2 separate regions of the Homo sapiens genome follow, and region 2 is linked to region 1. Evidence: chromatin loops called from intact Hi-C (ENCODE). Cell type or tissue: CD4-positive, alpha-beta T cell. All regions are shown on one strand. Each heading gives the region's core, and the rest is flanking DNA. Links, peaks and the distances in the headings are about the cores only. Region 1 has its middle 12 kb from the start of CC2D2A. Region 2 overlaps FBXL5 (F-box and leucine rich repeat protein 5).

Region 1 (9,890 bases), core at 1,000-8,999:
AAACCCTGTCTTTAAAAAAAAGAGGATGGAAATGTATTGGCACCATAAGATATTCACAAAATATTAACTAAACAAAGTAGATGACTGAGGAATATTTTCAGTACTCATTTCATTTTTAAAGTCTGTTTGCCCATATGCATAGAAAAAGTCTAAATTAAAATATTAATGGGGAATTTTAAATCTCTACTCTTTTGACCTTTATTTTTAATTTTTACAATAAACATTGTACTCATTTTACATAAAATATTTTATGTATGCTCTTAGGCTAGTTGCATATTATTTTGTTTCCAAAAATTGCAGAGAAAATGTCTAAGGAGAGAGAAATAAAACTCTTAGGAGTTGAAGTGTAAAACACGATATCATTCTTAAAGTTTCCTGGTGGCGTACCTGGATGTCTATTCCAGAGGATTTTTTAAAGCAAGATTACCACCAAGTAATACTAGTTTATATGTTTTTAAATTGTTTCTTCCTAACTAGAACAGGGAGGGAAATTAGTCTTGAGTTTACATCATTTTATTGAGTTTTTCTTAGTCCAGAACTATGAACCCAATGGATTACAACAGTATGAAGTCATTCAGAACCAATGCATTTGTCAGATGGCAAAGGCATTTATGAGCAGCTATATGAAGAAGACTGAATTCATGGCTTCACTCCAGTGCCATCATGGAGGTGGCAGAACTTACCGAAGTAAAGACTTGCCCAATATAGTTAGGGTTCCAAAAAATGATCTGCTAGCACTAAAAGGAGAAAAATCATAAACTCTAAGGGGTTGCATAGATGCTCTTTCATTACAAAAGTACTATCTTTTACAAGATTGTGAGATGCTGCCTTGGTGGAAATAAACAAGAAAAAACAAAGTCTCAGTGATCTATTCCAACCACAGTTTCAGATAAATTTGGCACCACTGAGCATCCCCATTGTTACTGAAACAGAAAACACTCAGGTCTTACTATTATTATTACTCCAGAACAACAAAGAGAGTTGCAAGGATTTTCTACAGAAAACATCCAGGTCTTACTACATGTAGAACTAAAATTAAAGCACAGCCTCCTGAGATGTCCCAGTTGGTCAGAATATTGACAAATAATAACTAGAAGGTTAGTATGTGAGATGGTCAGGGCCCAGAAGCCATATATCCATCAATATATCAAGGTGTGTCCACACAAGGAGTTGCCCACCTGATTCCCTTTTAGGGTTGCCAGATAAAATTCAGAAGATTCAAATATAAATTTCACATAACAATCATTTAGTAGAAAACTGTCTCAAATATTTAACTGGGTGTCCTGTATTCCTTTTTGCTAAATTTGGCAACTCTAAATTATGAACAAAAATTCACCTACAAAAACATAAATATGAGTCCAACTAACTTTTTGGAAGGCCGTGCATATAATTTCTCATATAACAAGAAGTAATTGTTCTTTTGAGAAGGGATTCTTAGCTTCCTAAAACAGTTTTAAAGGGCCAAAGTTAGCTGGATGAGAAAGCCATTAGAGAATCTTTTGGGTGGAAAGTCAGAAGACAAGATCTAGCCCCAGGAATTCCAATAATCAGCTTTGTGTGACTTTTAGACAAATCACCTAAATCCTTTAAGCCTCTGATTCCACACTGGATTGGTGGTGGAAAGTAAGTGCTGTCTTTCTCCAAACTCATGGCAGACATTGGTAATAGATAGAAGCATTTCTTCCCACTGTGCCCCAGGGCAGCCTCAGAATTCTCAACAAAGTCTCCAGGTCCATCCATCAACAAGCATGTACCCTTGAGATGAAATCAACTTGCCTTCCCTGAATTAAAGGAGCCTTTGGTTACCCTTCCAGTTCTAACGAAAGTTTGGAAACTCTTGTATTCTAATTCAATAGGCAAGGCTATACCTAGTTTTGCACTCCCAATTAAAAGCAAAACTTGGCAACTGCCTTCTGAAATCGCTATTTTACAAAATCAGAGCAGGAGTAATGGGTGCTGGAGTTCTGCTTGGACCAGGCCTTATAGGCCATTACTTCCAGCTGAGTGGCTCCAACAGCCCTCCAGGGCCTTGGTGGAGGCCAGGGTAGATCCTGACACTGGCCCTCAGTGAAGAACTTGACTCCACTCTGCTTCACGTCTCTGCTTCTTTTGCATCCATGGGCTTCTCATACCACTCACAGGTTTCCTCACCCTGTTATCTGCCTTTTCTACAGCATGGATTCTGATTTCTCATCATTTCAATCTCTGCTGGCATCTCCCAGCCCAGCTCTAGTTCATGACATGTTCTTTGCTTTAGCTCCAATTGCTCAATCCCTGCTGACTCTTTCTTCATGTCTCAGTTCAAATCCCCAGAGTGAGGATCTCATGTTTGGCAGGCCCCTGTTTATCAAAGAGCCAGCCTGGGGATTGGCTGCAGCTGATCCACACCCTCCTTCGGTCCCATCAGCTAGGACTGTGAATACTGGTATAAAGCACAGTTGCCTGCTCAAAGCCCATCAGCACGAGATGTAGGCAGTTTTGTTTTGTTTTTTTTCCAAAAGTGTGTCATCAGGTAGGCACTGCGATGTTCAGTTCATAATTTCACAGGGTCTTTGCAAGAACAAAATGTGGTAATATATGTAAAAAATGACAATTTTAGCAGATTTCCCCCAAAAGCAGACTCTGAGACAAGGACTTGAGTATAAGTGGTTATTTGGGAGTTGCAGGAAACACCAATAGGGTAGTGAGGAAGCAACAGAGCAACAATAACTGTGTCTGTAAGCTAACTGCCATTGTGGTTGATTGAAGCTCATCCCAAGGAGCTGCCCAGGAGAACAGGATAACACACACCGAATCAGCTCACCCAAAAAGGGAGGAAGCCGGAGTGTTTAAAGACCAACTCCCAAGAGTCATTGGCTGAGGACCGCTCTCAGGATCAATATTTTTCCAGCACTTTGAGAGTGCCTTTGGTGCTCAGGTAAAGTGACTTTGCAGGGTTCTGAAAAAAGGCTTCAGGCACAGAGATGGAGATAAGACAGTTAAAAATCTATCAAAGCACCCTGAATTGGTTAATGCAAGGGATATGGAAGAGGCAATGACTTCATCTGCCACCGTACTTGGTCAACCCTCAAATAAATGTTGGCCCCACAAGAGAAGGGGGTATTGTCTGCTTAGTTCCCTGTACCTGAAACTGCCTGGTGCATAATCAAAGCTCAGTAAATATTGGTAGGATGAATGAATGAATGAATGAATGAATGAATGAAGAAATGTCTATATAAATGAATGAATTATTTGGACAATTGTTGGAGATCTTTTCTATTTGTTTTTCTTCTCTTGTGAATAAAGAGGTAACGGGATGGGAGAGGGTAAAGGGGAGCAGCTGGGGGACACAGAACCACCTTGTACCAAAAGAAGCCTGAGTTTTAAGACCAACACTTTTTGCACAACTACCATGACTTAGGCAAAGCAGAACAAAACATCTCTCTCCTACACACTCCTCAAGTTGAATTTTAATGATTTTTTTCTACTATTTGCCCCTTATATTCATTTCAGTTTGGTTTCAGCTGCATAAGTTGTTGAGGGCTGTATCTGTCTCCTTTCCCTGGTCCTGTATCCCCAAGGACAACCCTGAGCCCCACTCTTACCTAAACCCTACACCAACAACATCACAAGCAAGCCTGCAGTCATTAGAATTGTGAGGGGACTATATTAATCCACCTCCACTGATAGGATTTGAGAAGGGCTTCCATTTAATCCCACTCCTCACCCCTGAGGGTGCCAAGCCAATTGAGAAATGCACACAGAAGCCACATATGTACCAAAATACTTGTCTTCCTACTGGTAGCACCAAATCAGAGAGAGCAACTTGGATATGAGGTTGAAACAAACTTCCCAGTAGTTGCCTCCAGGTCTAGACCTGATTAGCATCCCACAACAGAAACTTTTCCATTCAGCCTCAAAGAGAACAGAGGTCTCCCTCCCCTCAAATCAAGCTCATAGAACCCAAGAGAGGCCACATGTGCAAGTGACTTTTTACACACAGCCCACTCCCAACACAGAGCCCAGGGGGTACCAGACTCTTGCCATCTCACCAATCAGAGAAATCCCTCCTCCTCCCTCCACCAGAAGGAGCCATGGAGAGGTAAGCCACTAATTATTAAGAGAGTGGAAGTTCCTATCTTTCAGAGCAGCAGGAACTCAGGGAAAGGAACAAAAATTGTGCCTTCCCTACCACATCTATGAGAAAAGAGCTGATCTAAAAACATATTTACCTTTTAATTCTCAGTGACCAGATAGGGGCAAGTGCACCACTGGATACAGTGAGGGGCTTGCTCTACAGAAGAGTCATTTTCAGTTCCTCTTTCCTCCTGTTACACAGCTATCAATGCATTCAGGTCTGTGCAGAAACCATACGTTCTTCACTAGCTAGGGCCAGACCTTCTGCTCCTTCATCTCTCACACTAAGATTGTTAGTGAACTCTGCAGTGAATGCTCAGCCAGAGTTTGGAAATGTCATCTTACAAGCTCTAATATGTCAAGGAGAAAACTGTTTCTTTGGGAATGTTTCTTCCTAACCAAGATAAGAAAACAGTAATTTTGCTTTTGCTTCAAGGCATACTTTGATGGCAGGAGAATCCAGTTTACTTTTTAAGGTACTGACCTCTAGTGGCCAGCAACAATAACTACTCTATTAGAGACCATTTCCAGAGATTATGTAAAATCCAAGTGCGGGCTAGGAGAAACTTTAGAAATCAACTTTCTCTGCCCACCTCATATTCCAGAAGAGGAAACAGAGATCCATAAACGATGAGGGCCTTGTCAGTGGTCGCTAAGATGGGACTAGAGTCAAGGTCTTCTGTCTTCCATGTGGATCTCCTCCCATTGCCTAGTATACATTTATTAAAGCTACTTAGTCATATACACTGTAATTCATAAACAATTAGAGTAAAAATGACATTTCGTTATCAGATAATCCCTCTGTGGTTTCCTGCAAAGCTTGATGGGATAAGTGTGACTAGAGGTCCGTTTTCACGCTGCTGATAAAGACATACCCAAGACTAGGTAATTTATAAAGAAAAAAAGGTTTAATGGACTCACAGTTCTACCTGACTGGGGAGGCCTAACAATCATGGCAGAAGGCAAAAGGCACATCTTACATGGCAGTAGACAAAAGAGAGAATGAGATCCAAGTGAAGGGGGTCTCCCCTTATAAAACCATCAGATCTCGTGAGACTTATTCACTACCACAAGAACAGTATGGGGGAAACCACTCCCATAATTCAATTATCTCCCACTGGGTCCCTCCCACAACACATGAGAATTATAGGAGCTACAATTCAAGATTAAATTTGGGTGGGGACACAACCAAACCATATCAAGAGGTTTCAACCTCACTGGATGGTAAACAGCTAGAGGGTGAGGATTTTTTCTTAATCATCTTTGAATCTCTAGTACTTTGCACCACATCTGCCATGTGGCAGGCACTAAATAAATGTCAGATGGATGAATAAATTGATGGAAAGATAAATTTTAATTTGAAATTAAACACCAACTAAAACCAAAAGCTACCTGTCTTGCTACCCAACTAGCAAATGGCAGATTTAAGATTTGAGGCCAGCAGTTCAGTTTCACACTAAATGCTACTACTCCTAAAAGACCTCTTCACTGGCCCATGGAACCCCCTCCTACTAGTGACGACTTTCCAAATTTAACAGATGCAGCATTTCTGGCTCTTTGAATCCACACAGCTGATTCGAAAGTAGGTTGTGTTTTTTAGACTCTCAGTCATCAGTTTGTGTTTTTTAGATCTCAGTCATATGTTTTTTAGATTCTCAGTCATAAGTTCTTCTCCTTATATAAGGACTCAGTGAAGGCTTTGCTTTGTGTGTTGGTTTGTTCCTTCAATCACTCAACATATTTACTGAGTGTCTGCTATGCACCAGGAGCTTCCCTGAGCAATGGAAACCCAGCAGGAAAGACAAAATGATGTGTCAACAGCTATGCTAGTGGTAAGCACTAGAAGGATAAAGAAAGAAGGCAGGCTTGTTAATGATGATGGATCCTTTTCTGGTGTTAGCAGAGACTTGAATTAGGAGGGAGTCTTGAAGGTCTCAAGCATACATTAGTATCATGGAGAAAGCGTGAGTGATTCTCAGGATCCCTTGGAAAAATAACCCAGGCTGGCAGTGAGGAGAGAAAATCTCCATATAGGAAGGGGCAAACTTACGCTCAACACTGATCCCCAATCATTGTTCCTAAAATTTACTTGCCTTTTGAGAATTTTAGCAATCTCCACTGATACCATCATTCTTGCTACTGAAATTACTCTTCTTTACTTTACCCTCTCATCTCGAGCATGGATATAAATTCTTTCTGTAATTCCCCCACAGCATAGATGAGTCTCTAAGGGAACAATTATAAGATTTTACAGATGTGTCAGAGATAAGAGGCGAAAATTATAACACAGAGAATTACTAAAAGCTGGCAACTAGATATGATGGCACTTGTGATCCACAAAATCTAGTCCACCGTCATGAAGTTGGCTGGGTCCTTGCAGTGCTACTGTTTTTCTGTTTGGCCCTAGTTGGACAGTACATGGCAGTGTCCATATTTCCCTGACAGGAAAATCCTCTAGTATGGCAAAGCCCCTCAGAGTCCAAGCCCCAGAGAGCAGAATGATGCATAGTAGCAGGCAACCCTTTGTCCTCTGCTCCAAATTCCATCTCTCAAATAGTGAGAACACAAGCAGCTACCAATTTATGGATGGATTTTACTCTAGAAATCTGTTTGCTAGTCAGTTCTTTGGAATCTGCCATGCATTTCCAAAAACATCAACAGTGACTGAGATCAGAGGCAAGTCCATGAAAATTCTATTTATACCCTAGTCCATCTAAGGATGTTGGAAACATAGCTTCTCAATTTAGCAGAATTCAGGAAACAAGTATAGATGCTCCTGGGTACTTTTTTTTTTTTTTTTTTTTTTTTTACCAATCTATGCTCTGTACCAATATAAGCACCCAAACCCCTACAGGTCCCCAAGCTTCTGCATCAGAGGGTAAAGCAAAGTTGTCTGTACCAGGAGCTGTGGCTACAAACAGCAAAGAGTTGAAAATTCTTGAGCTGGAATAGCAGAGAGGTCATTCTTATATTGAGTCTAGCAAACTGCCTTTTTCCCAAGTATCTTTAGCAATTGCTGCATTGGAAGGAAATACAGTACAATTTGTGGCATCACAGGGCATGAAAAAATGAAAGATGGATCAGGCTGTGTAGGAAAGCAAAACCTACTTTTTAATCAGGAGGGTATTATCAGCTAATCCTCTCTCTAGTAAGCTCAGTAAGTCTCCTTGGGTAAGATCTTGTTTCAAATGGAGAGTCCTGTGAGCAACTCATCTTGATTATGCAAATGTAAGGCAAGTGGACACCCACTGCCCTGGAAAATGGGAATATAACATCATTTTCTGTGGCATGACTGATGCTCCCCAATTTTCAAAATGCCCCTTGTGCTCTTTGACATACATTGAATAAATCTGCAAAGGGAGCCAAGAAACCTCCTAGAGGAAAAAGAAATTTTGATACTAATTTCTTTTCTGCTGAATTTCAATAGCATTAAAAACTCAGTGATAAACTTGGTTGGTTAAAACTGAGATTGATCAGCCAAAAAGGATACTTGCCTCTATGGAGGGGAATGCAACATGAGGAAAGGGAGTTTGTGGGCTGTGGATTGGTGACTATGGTTCAAACTAGAACTCAGAGGATGTTGGGCTCCAGGAGGGTCCATTCCTGGTTTAAATGTAACCTGGGATTGAGGTCTTAAAACCTGCTAAATTCTGGAAGCAGTAGCAGATCATATGGGTGTAAATCATATTGGAAAAAACAGGGTTTCTCAACCTCAGCATCCTTGACATACGTGGACAGATAATTTTTTTATGTTGGAATGGCAGTGCGGGGACAGTTCTATGCAATGTAGGATGTTTAGCAGTATTCCTGGCTTCTACCCATGAGATGCCAGTAGCACTCCCTTCCCCCCACCAAGTTGTGACAACCAAAAATATCCCCAAACTTTGCCAAATGTCCAAGAGGGTCAAAATTGGTTGAAAAGCACTAGTATAACCTGAAAGAGGGTAAACCTGGAATCTCTAATGTGAGGCAGCTGGTATGACTAACAGAAACATCAATGTAGCTGAGAGCAAAATTGCTTAGACTTCTTGGGAACCATTTCCAGCAGTAATTGACTAGCTACTTCTCTCTCCATTGGCATTTGCACAAAGGGTTACCCTTTGAATCAAGTGAGCCCCTCAAGATTTATGAGCAATTCTAGAGAGCAATGAAGCTTCAAGACGGAGACATTACATGCCCTGCTAAAAAGGGCAAGAATATTTTCAAGCAACTACACAGAAAATGAAAGAGTTCTGATGATATTTGTACACTAAGCTGGTGAAGCAGGTCCTGCCAGTGAGATGCATTTAAGGGAAGTAGCTGGAGAGAAAAGAATATAAAAATTATAGAAAAATATCCTTTTCAACAAAAATAACAAAAATTCACTACTTATACTGGAGCAGCAGTTTTCTCTGATATGTAAGAGCATCTCTAGTTAATTCAAATTATGACATGACTCTCTAAATAAAATGAGTCTTACAGCATTTTATTCTCTATAGCTCCAACAGCTCTCTTAGAAAGTGAGAATGTTGTGAAATGCAGCAAATAAGAAGAAAGTGTGCAATTCAAAACAGATTGAAAATCATAGCACTAGAGGAAGAAAATTAAATGCTTTAGTATCTATAAAATAAAAATGGGCTACACAGTCAATGTATCTGAGTCAATAAGTGTTTCTCTCTATTTACTATAAACCCAAGAGGTTCTAATTTGCTGGAGTTCAAGTTATGTTTGAGGGAGAGAGGTATGTAATTCAGTAAACTGGAAAAGATAAATCCAAATTGAAAGGCATGGTTTTATAAAATTTATGATTCAAAAGTCATTCTTCAGTGTCCAACTTGAACCTTATTTTAGTCAGGTTTTCCCTTGTGATAAATTTTTCTTTCAGAGAGAATGAATCAGCTACAATCAAAAGTAGTATAAAATTCAAAGAACCAGTAAAAATGACACATTCACCTAAAGCTACGATTGTGTTTCACATGTACAAGTGTGAAAGGCATATTTTAGCCATTTATTGACCTAAATAATGCACCACTGCAGCTTTACCCCAAAGAGAATATAGCATAGTAGTCTCATATCGGGCTCTATAATTTTTAGTGTTGTACAGTATCCTAGTCTCCCAAAGAGGCTTCAAATGCATCATACTTTAGTGGCATTATCCTCAAAGGCATTGAATGCATTTGCTTATTTTTTTTTAGGTATACATGTGTCACATACTGAATGTTTGTGTTACCTGCAAAATGCATATGTTGAAGACCTACCCCGTAATGTGATGGCATTTGGAGGTGGGGTCTTGGGAAGGTGATTAGGTTCAGACGAGATCATGAGGGTGGGGCGTCCATGATAGGATTAGTGTCCTTATAAGAGAAAGAGAGCAGGGCTCACTTGATCTCTAGCCTGTGAGGACACAGATAGAAGGTGGCCATCTACAAGCCAGGAAGGGAACCTTCACCAGAACCTGACAATGTCACTCTTTGTTCTCAAACTTCAGCATCTAGGACTGCAGGAAATAAATGTCTGTTGTTTAAGCCACTCAGTCGATGATATTTTGTTATGGCAGCCCAAGCCAACTAAGACAACATGTCCTTTAATCCATTTTCTGCTGCTATAAAATAATACCACAGACTGTATAATTTATAAAGAAAAGATATTTATTTGGCTCACAGTTCTGGAGGCTGGGAAGTCCAAGATTGAGAAGTGGCATCTGGTGAGGGTCTTCTTGCTGCATCATAACATACTGAAAGGATCACATGGTGAGCAAACTGTGATGCAGAGAGAGGATGGGGGCAGAACTCATC
Region 2 (9,890 bases), core at 678-8,677, 190 kb after region 1:
TGCGTTGTTGAAGCAAACCAATAATGTATTCATTTTCAATCTGCTCATGCATTTTGAACTCCTTGAAAGTAGCATACAAAGACTGCAGAAGAGCACGGAAATCGTTGTTGTTGGAAAAATTGGTTTTAGAAAGCTGAATAAAAATTTAAAAAGAAAAGTGTAATAAATACGTGCAAATATGCACAAATAAAAAATATTCAAATACATCCCTATTCACTTTTGCACACAGCATACTTCCCTTACACTTGGTTAAAGTACAAATAAAAGAAATTCATAAATTAACAAGTTATAATGGTATAATAAAAAGTGCACTAGGCCAGGAAGATGTTGGTTTGCATTCTGGAGGGCCTGGTGACACAGAAAAATGATATGTGCACAAATCACGGTTTCTTTAAAGAGAAGAGATTAAACCAGGCCCCTTCTAAACCTAAAATTTCATTACTCTATATGTATGCTAAATACAGGCAGGCAGAAATTTTAAAGAGGGAAACTTGATTAGGTTAAATACAACAGACGGGTAGATGAAAGGGGAAAAGCTACTAACACCATACCTCCTAGACTTGCTTTCTAAAGTATCTAGTATTCCTAAAATGGAACATAATCTAAGCTGTCTTATTGCCTATTATCAGCAGGAATGACGGTCTGATGACAGAGCATCAAAACAGATGACATAGAAGCTCCTAAAACAAAATTATTCCTACTATACATAACAGAATTAACTATCTTCTATAAAAAGTAGTGCGGATTATGCATTTTAAGAGTCATAGTGAACCAGTTTTAAAGTCACATTCTCTAGGATGGGATACCAGTTCTACCATTACTTAACTGTGTAACCCTGGGTAAGTTACTTTTCTTTCTTTCTTTTTTTTTGAGACAGAGTCTTGCTTTGTCGCCCAGGCTAGAGTGCAGGGGCATGATCTCAGCTCACTGCAGACTCTGCCTCCTGGGTTCAAGCGATTATCCTGCCTCAGCCTCCTGAGTAGCTGGGATTACAGGTGCTCGCCACCACGCCCGGCTAATTTTTGTATTTTTTAGCAGAGATGGGGTTTCACCATCTTGGCCAGGCTGGTCTTGAACTCCTGACCACATGATCCACCCGCCTCGGCCTCCCAAAGTGCTGGGATTACAGGTATAAGCTACCACGCCCGGCCTACTTTTCTTTCTTAATGTGTTAATCTTGATGTTAAATGGATATAATAAAACATCTGTATTTCACATGGTTGTTAGTACTCAATAAACATTAGCTATTATCATTTTGAAAATTAAATATTCATTTTTTATAAATTCATACATTTTTTACTCTATACAAATATTTACTGAGTAGCTATGATGAGGCAGGCACTGTTCTTTGGTACCTGGGATATATCAATGAACAAAACAAAGATTTCTTGCCTTTATGGAGTTTCCATTTCAGTGAAGGTAAATAAGACAATGAACAGTTAACTGCAATACATAAGTAAATAATCTAGAGCAAGAATTGGCAACTTTTCTATAAAAGGACAGGTAATAAATATTTTAACTTTTGCAGGCCATGTGGTCTGTAGCAATTATTTACCTCAGCAGTTGTAGCACAAAAGTAGTCATAGACAACATGTAAATGAATGACTGTAGCTGTATTTCCATAAAACTTTATAAACACTGAAATTCAAATTTCATATAATTTTTCACATGTCACAAAATACTATTCTTCTTTTGATTTTTTCCAACTATTTAAAAATGTAAAAGTGATGCTTGGCTCTTAAGCCACACAAAAAACACAGGCAGGACATACTTGGTTAAATACATATTATAGATTTTTTTTTAAATCATAAGAAATGCCCCACAAGATTACAATAAAATCTATTGGTGGCTAATCTCTGCAAACACTATCATGTATCATTTTTTGGAAAAAAAAAAAAAGGCAAACTTAAAAATAGCCTTAGTAGAAGCAGGGTACAAAATCAAAAGAAACCATTAATGCTAAATATTTTTTATTATTATTATTATTATACTTTAAGTTTTAGGTACATGTGCACAACGTGCAGGTTTGTTACATATGTATACATGTGCCATGTTGGTGTGCTGCACCCATTAACCCGTCATCTAACATTAGGTATATCTCCCAATGCTATCCCTCCCCCTCCCCCCACCCCACAACAGGCCCCGGTGTGTGATGTTCCCCTTCCCACGTCCATGTTGTTCTCATTGTTCAATTCCCACTATGAGTGAGAACATGCGGTGTTTGGTTTTTTTGTCCTTGCGACAGTTTGCTGAGAATGATGGTTTCCAGCTTCTAGATATTATTTTTTTAATGGCAAAAAGTAAACACAGTCAGCCTCCGTGGGGATGCAGAAACCACAGATTCAACCAACTGTGGATTGAAAAAGGCTGGGCATGGTGGCTCACACCTGTAATCCCAGCACTTTGAGAGGCTGAGGTGAGTGGATTACCTGAGGTCAGGAGTTCGAGACCAGCCTGACCAACATGGTGAAACCCCATCTCTACTAAAAACACAAAAATTAGCAGGGAGTGGTGGTGTGCACCTGTAGTCCCAGCTACTCGGGAGGCTGAGACAGGAGAATCACTTGAACCCAGGAGGCAGAGGTTGCAGTGAGCCGAGATCATGCCACTGCACTCCAGCCTGGGCAACAAAGCAAGACTCCATCTCAAAAAAAAAAAAAAAAAAAAAGAAAGAAAATGTTGAAAAAAATAAAAATAAACAACAACAACAAAAAACAATATAACAACTACATACATAGCATTTTCACTGTATTATGTATTATAAGTAATCTAAAGATGATTTAAAGTGTATGGGAAGATATGTGTAAGTTACATGCAAATACTATGCTATTTTATCTGAGGGACTTGAGCATCTATGGAGTTTGGTATTCATGGGTGTCCTGAAAACAATCTCCCACAAAATAGGAGGATACCAAGGGAAGACTGTAATGCCCTAACATGAGTTAAGAAAAATAATATATTAAAAGACATACAGGGAATTTTGCATATATTCTCATTAGACTATTAGAAATTCTTTTAGATCTAATAACACATTAAGGTAAAGATTAGTTTCATGCCACAAACTGACAGTCAAATTAACTATAGTAACTATATAAAGAGACTCTAAATTACAGGTAGAATCTATATCCAGCTAACCTAGCACAGTAGTTAAAAGCACTGACTCTAGGGCAAGATTGCCTAGGTGTAAATCCATTCTACCAGCAAGTCATTACATTTCTTTGTACCTCAGTTTCTTCATCTGTAAAACAGGGCTAATAATATTAACTACTTCACAGAGTTCTTGTGAGAATTTTTTTGAGACAGGGTCTTGCTCTGACACCCAGGCTGCAGTGCAGTGGCATGATCATAGCTCACTGCAACCTCAAACTCCTGGGCTCAAGTGATCCTCCTGCTGGCCTCAGCCTTCCGAATAGCTGGAACTACAGGTGTGGTGTGCACCACACCCAGTTACTTTTTTATTTTTTAGAGACGGGGTCTCACTATGTTGGCCAAGCTGGTCTTAAAGTCCTGGCTTCAAGCGATCCTCCTGACTCAGCATCCTGAGTTGCTGAGATTATAGGCACAAGCCACTGCACCTGGCTACCTGTGATAATTTAATAAGTTAATATAAAGAACACAGAATATAAGCCCTACCTAGGCATCTGTAAGGCTTATTTAGTAGGCTTTTCTGTTATTAATTCTGTATTCAGACCAAAATAAAATATCATTAGAAAGGAATTGGTACAGCCATTATGGAAAACAGTATGGAAATTCCTCAAAAAATTAAAAATGTAATTTTCATAAGTTCCAGCAATCCCATTCCTGAGTATATGTTCAAAGTAAATAAAATTAGGATCTCTAAGAGATATCTGCACTCCCATGTTCAATGCAGCATTATTCATAATAGCCAAGATATGGAGCCAACCTGAGTGCTTGTCCACAAATGAGTAAAGAAAATGTGATATATACAATAAAATATTATTCAGTCATAAAAAAGGAAATCCTGTCATTTGCAACAACATAGATGAACCTGGAAGACAGCTAAGTGAAATAAGCCAGAGACAGAGAGATAAATAATGTATGATCTCACTATATATGGAATCTAAAGTAGAACTCACAGAAGCAGAGAATATGAAAGGTGGTTGTTGGGGCAGGGGATGGAGAAAATGGGGAGATGCTGAAAAAAGAACACTAACTTTCAGTTCTAAGATGAGTACGTTCTGGGGATATAAGGTACAGTATGGTGACTATAGCTAATAATACTGTATTATGTACTTGAAATTTGCTGAGAGTACATCCTCTGTGTCTTTACCACTCCCACACAAAGGGTAATCGTTTGTGGTGATGGATGTGTCAATTTGATTTTGGTAATCATTATACAATGTACATGTATATCAAAGCATTGCATTGTACACCTTGAATATATACAATATTTATTTGTCAATTATACCTCAATAAAGCTGGGAAAAAATGATCAACAGATCAACAGATCAAGTTAAATTCTTGGTGGAGAATACAAAATATTTTGTACAACAGGTTGAAGAAATAAGATTTTTATCTATATTAAATCCTCAACATGTTTGTTGATTTGATGAAGTGAAAACAAAGCCAAAAAAAAAAGAGCAACAGAGAGAAAAGTCCTTAAAGATACTACCCAACTCAGTTTTTCTCCACATGAAAAGTGCAAACATTTTTAACCCGGTACCTAAAGTTAGTAAATTTAGCAGTTAAAAGAATAACCAGGGCCGGGCACAGTGGTTCACGCCTGTAATCCCAGCACTTTGGGAGGCCGAGGCAGGCGGATCACAAGGTTAAGAGATCTAGGCCAACATGGTGAAACCCCATCTCTGCTAACCTCTACTAAAACTACAAAAATTAGTTGGGCGTGGTTAGCACACGCCTGTAGACCCAGCTACTCAGGAGGCTGAGGCAGAAGAATTGCTTGAACCCGGGAGGCAGAGGTTGCAGTGAGCCAAGATCACACCACTGCACTCCAGCCTGGAGACAGGGCAAGACTACGTCTCAAAAAAAAAAAAAAAAAAAGAAAGAAAGAAAAGAATAAACAGAATATACACAATTTAACTTTTTTGAAATCTGTTTATATAAATAGTTTTTAAAATTGTTTGCCTTCACATATAGACTTTATGGAGAAAAAAAACCTGGACACTAATGGTTCTAGGACATACGGAAGGAAGCCAATGATGTGTGAGAAATTACCCTAGTGTTTTTATATATTTAATTCTTAAAACAACCTAAAAAGTAGATATCAAAATCCTCATTTTACAGACTAACAAACAGAGTCTCAGGAAGAAAATTTACCCCACATCATACAACTAGTGAACAACAAAACCGAGACCAAGTCCCTAAAACTCTAACATCTATGACTTTTCTACATACACAATGTTAGTCCCATTAATAAAGCTATCTTTTCAGATACAAGAGAGTAAATTGTCAGAAAGAACACTTGCTCTAAAGCAACAGCTCTCACCAAGGCAGTAATTTTGCCACCCCACTACCCATCCCCCAGAGATAAAAGGCAAGATCTGGAGGCAGTTTTGGTTGTCACCACCGGAAATGTACTACTGACACCTAGTGGATAAAACCCAGGGATGTGGCTAAACATCCTACAACGCACAGGACAGCCCCCATAAAAAAGAAATCATCTGCCTCAAAATGTCAATAATGCTTTGGTTAAGAAATGTTGCTCTAGAAAACTGTTTTTCAAATACTGTTAACCATGACCTTCAGTATGAAATATAGTGCAATCCAGATTCACACGCATCACAAACACTTCAAACAAATTTCAGGGAACAGTATTTCCCTCTCTTATCTGTGATGTACTCTAGTATTTACTTTTCGGTTTAAATTTTTAATGCTGTTTCGGACCCACAAAAGAGATTTATGACCTACTACTAATAGGTCACAGGACACATTTTGAAGAGCACTCTTCTACAGTAAAATATAAAGGTTCCTAGTGACCTATAAAGTTATATACTCTGATGCCTCACAAATTCAACAAAGAACTTATATATATAAAAGGACGCACATAATTAACAAATAGTAACATGATATCTTCCACATTTTAAAAGGATTTATAACTGACTTTCTTTTTTTTTTTTTTTTTTTTTTTTGAGACAGAGTCTCACTCTGTCGCCCAGGCTGGAGTGCAATCGCCAATTCCAGCAATTCTGCCTTAGCCTCCTGAGTAGCTGGGATTACAGGACCCCGCCACCATGCCCAGCTAATTTTTGTATTTTTAGTAGAGATGAGGTTTCACCATCTTGGCCAGGCTGGTCTTGAACTCCTGACCTCATGATCCACCTGCCTCGGCCTCCCAAAGTGCTGGGATACAGGCATGAGCCACTGCACCCAACCTATAACTGACTTTCTGTCTCAGACATTCTACAGTGATAAATCAAGTATTACAGCCTGGTTTCAAACTGATTCTCAAAAGTGGTATGTCACTTAAAGACGATACAGTACATTCAAAAATAGATAAGAAAACGGCATAACAAAAACACATATATTATTCCCCCAAATACATTTTTACTTTGTCTACTCACTCAGACAATGCTTTAATTTAATCAAGGGAGACTTATACTCAGTGAAGAAACCTTAGTAAGTAGCTGATCAAATTTACAGATGGAAAAAATGATGACCCACAGGTAAACTGTTTTGCATAAAATCATAGAGCTACCAATAAGTAGCAGAACTAGTAAGGTAATGCAAAACCCATGGGCTTCCGAAGGGGAAAAAAAATCCTAAGATTAAAATTCAGGCTCTACTAATTACTAATTGAATGAGTTGGGTAAGTTACTTAACCACTAAGACTGTTTCCTCAACTTTAAATGAAGGATAATATTTGGCTTAAGTAGTTCGTGAAGATTAAAAGAAACAATGTAGACATGTAGTAAGAACTCATTAAATTCCCTTTTCCTTCTTCCACAGGTCTCAATTCAATATTTTCTCCACTAAGCCAATCTTCTCAAATGCCAGTCAATAAATTGTTACAGGTATGCAGAAAAATGGCGGAGGGGGGAAGGAAAACTGACAATAAAGCTATACTCACTCATTTTTTAAAAAAGGATATATTCAAATTACTCTAAGCTTCTTCCCACTTAAGAGTTTTGGGTCATAAAATGTCCTATCTGTATAAATAAATGTATAAATAAATTCTTTCATAAAAGTAAACAGCACTTTTAATACCCTTACCTGAAAAATTTGGGCACACCTTAAGGCCTCCACCACTTGAGTTTTTAATAACTGGTTTATATATAAGCCTGGGAATCTCTGAACTAACCACATCCTGACAACCACAGCCTACTCTTCTCTCAGAAATCAATTCAAAGAGACCACTCCTGACACTTTAATGTGGAGCTGACCGTGTAACTCCCTTTGCTCCCACTATACCCTATTTGGATTTCCATCCTAGCATAGATGTTATTACATACTGGACTGTAAACTTTTTGAGACTAGAGACCACATGTCACATTGCCAACGTCTTTCTGTAGTACAAGCTACTACAGAGTAGACGGTAGAAACTCCAATGCTCACTGACAGAATTAATGGAGTTAACCTTGGAGAACTGGAGAAAAGACTGAGAAATTGAAGTAAAATGGAAAAAGGATGTCATTCAATATAAATATTTACTAACATCATCCCAGTCTGAAAGGTCAGTGAATTAGCAGGAGATTTCTTAGCAGATTGTTCCCAAAAAAGTAAGAAACTACTATGATTTAATATAAAGAAAATTAAACTAGGAATCCTAACAATGACTTGGGTTTCCATCTGAATCTACCACTAGCTGCTTATGTAACCTTGGCCTAGCTAATCTAGGCCTCTAAGTCCCCAGCTATAAAACAGAAATACCTTGTCTTTACATAACTCAAAGCACTGTTGTCTGGATAACAAAGGTGAAAAACCTTTCCATAAAACTTTTTACAGATGTAAAAAGAAATCCATGGGCAAAGTATTAAATCGGGTATTGTACAGCAATATTTAAAATGGTCTAAGACATACATCTGTCAGCTTTTGAAAATTTATTTTCTCATCCTATTCACCTTTATACCTAAAAAATAAGTAGACTAACATAACTTTGGAATACATTATACTAACTGGCTTAAGCATATAAGTGGTTTACTTGATGCTAGTAAATAAATGGATGCTTCTAAAATACATTCTACTTGAGAAGTTCAATATTGAAAATAGTAACTGACTTCTTGATAATAACTGGGCATTCAGAGCCCAAATTTGTACAGTGAAATAACTATTTTGTACCTTTTTAGTCTGAGCATAAAAACTAGTTCTCATTTTATATAGTTTTATTGTAAACTGTTTGGTTGGATATCCTTGGTCTATACAACCAAAGGATGGCAAAACGTGAGATGATAAATGGATAAAAACAAACAAGGTACTCTTCCTTTAATTCCTTTAAGATTACTGAACCATTACAAAATACTTATTTTCCACTCTAGCTCCCAAAGGACATCCTAAGAGAGATTTCCATTGGCTATCAGTATCAAGAAGAAATCCAGATGTAAAATTCCTATGCATTTTTTTTTCCCTAAATCGCCTCAGTTTCAGTTCAGAAAATTGGACTTTTAATCTTCGTGATAAACGTATACAACAATCTCATTAACTATATCTAATTAATTCAGAATTAGTAATAATTTTGACTTACACCATGTCAAATTGAAAATGCTTTATTAAACTAGTTATGCAAGTGGGAACATTACTGAAAAGACTCTTGGCTCAGATATCTTGTAAAAAAGCAACTGCATTTTCAAAATTTGTTCAAATACTCTCAACCACCAGGAAGAGACAGAAAAAGAGCGACTAACTTCTTGAAAATTTTAAAATAAGGCTGCTTAGCCTTAGTCTGCAAGTAAATTAAATTGTGATTCTTTATTTTGGGAGGTCACAATCATCTGGAAATCGATGAAAGCTACAAACACCCTAGGAAAATGGACACACGCACAAAATTTTCCATATAATTTCAGGTGATCCTAGGCTACCTCTCCACAGTCTAAAGTGGAGAGAAAACCTTGGATTCTGTTAGTCTTCACTTCCACTTTCGATTTTTGAGACCATTTTTTTTTTCTTTCCTGCTATTAAAGAATGGTGTCTGAATGAACGATATTCAAAAGCCAGAGAGGATAAAAACACTATAATACTGCTAAGTAAAAAATTCAGGGATATACCCTCTTGCTTAATGGCTTAACCATTCCTCATGCTTCTCCTAGATGAGTGGTTCTCACCCTCAGCTGCATACTGCACTCAAATGGAGAGCTTTAATCATTTATACCTGATGTCTGGGTGAAATCCTAATTTTAGTGACCTAGACATCAGGACTTCTAATAGTTTTTAGTTTAAGGCTAATAAGCAACCAAGGTTGCAAACCATTGTCCTAGACAGTCCTGGTGTTTCCAACTCATGTGAACTGGGTGTTTCTAAATTTTCAGAATGGAGGGAGGGAGAAGATGGAGTGCTAAGATTTGAAATTCAACGTCACTGCTTTAAATTGCTGGTCTTGAGTGTGGCCTAACAGTGAATACCCTGGGCATCCTCCAATCGCCTGGCTGAGCTATGAAACACCCCTCTTTTCTGTAGACAATGGTTCTGCATAATGCTATGCAATTTCTGAGAATTCCTAAAAGTTGATTTCTATGCTTAAACAGTAGTCATTTGAATGCTTTATTTAGTTGGATCATTTCCACAAGAAACGGGACTGCCTGAGGTTTGCAGATATCCATGACTTTCCCCAACATAAACTGACAAATACGTGGAATGTTAATATTGTTTTAAAATCACTAGCAAAGGGCCCTGAACCATCTCCACAAAAGTGCCTCTTCAGCTTATGCTGCACCAATTATGGGCCCAAAATGGTTCTCACAGTTAAACCAACTTTTCCT

What was found. Peaks named below come from ENCODE experiments on the same cell type or tissue, not always from the same donor. Only the 100,000 strongest peaks of a DNase experiment are listed, where the experiment ranks them.
Region 2: a loop joins it to region 1, with 3 times the contacts of the local background. A loop is called at or near these places in 7 of 110 quality-filtered maps.

Annotation. Positions count from the first base shown.
Region 1 is chr4:15,453,157-15,463,046 of GRCh38, forward strand. No RefSeq gene overlaps it. Among named protein-coding and RNA genes, the nearest start is that of CC2D2A, 12 kb to the right of the region's middle. In CD4-positive, alpha-beta T cell, for the core only: CTCF peaks have their summits at 4,617 (motif pointing left) and 4,817; a DNase peak (open chromatin) is centred at 4,595.
Region 2 is chr4:15,644,576-15,654,465 of GRCh38, forward strand. It overlaps FBXL5 (F-box and leucine rich repeat protein 5), which reads right to left. Exons shown (of 11, transcript NM_012161.4): 2 at 1-133. It also overlaps a transcript of FAM200B not described here. Among named protein-coding and RNA genes, the nearest start is that of FBXL5, 5.8 kb to the right of the region's middle. RefSeq lists silencers at 2,589-2,814, 4,083-4,182. In CD4-positive, alpha-beta T cell, for the core only: CTCF peaks have their summits at 5,590 (motif pointing left) and 5,790; DNase peaks (open chromatin) are centred at 5,536 and 7,296; H3K4me3 peaks cover 288 bases; H3K27ac peaks cover 836 bases.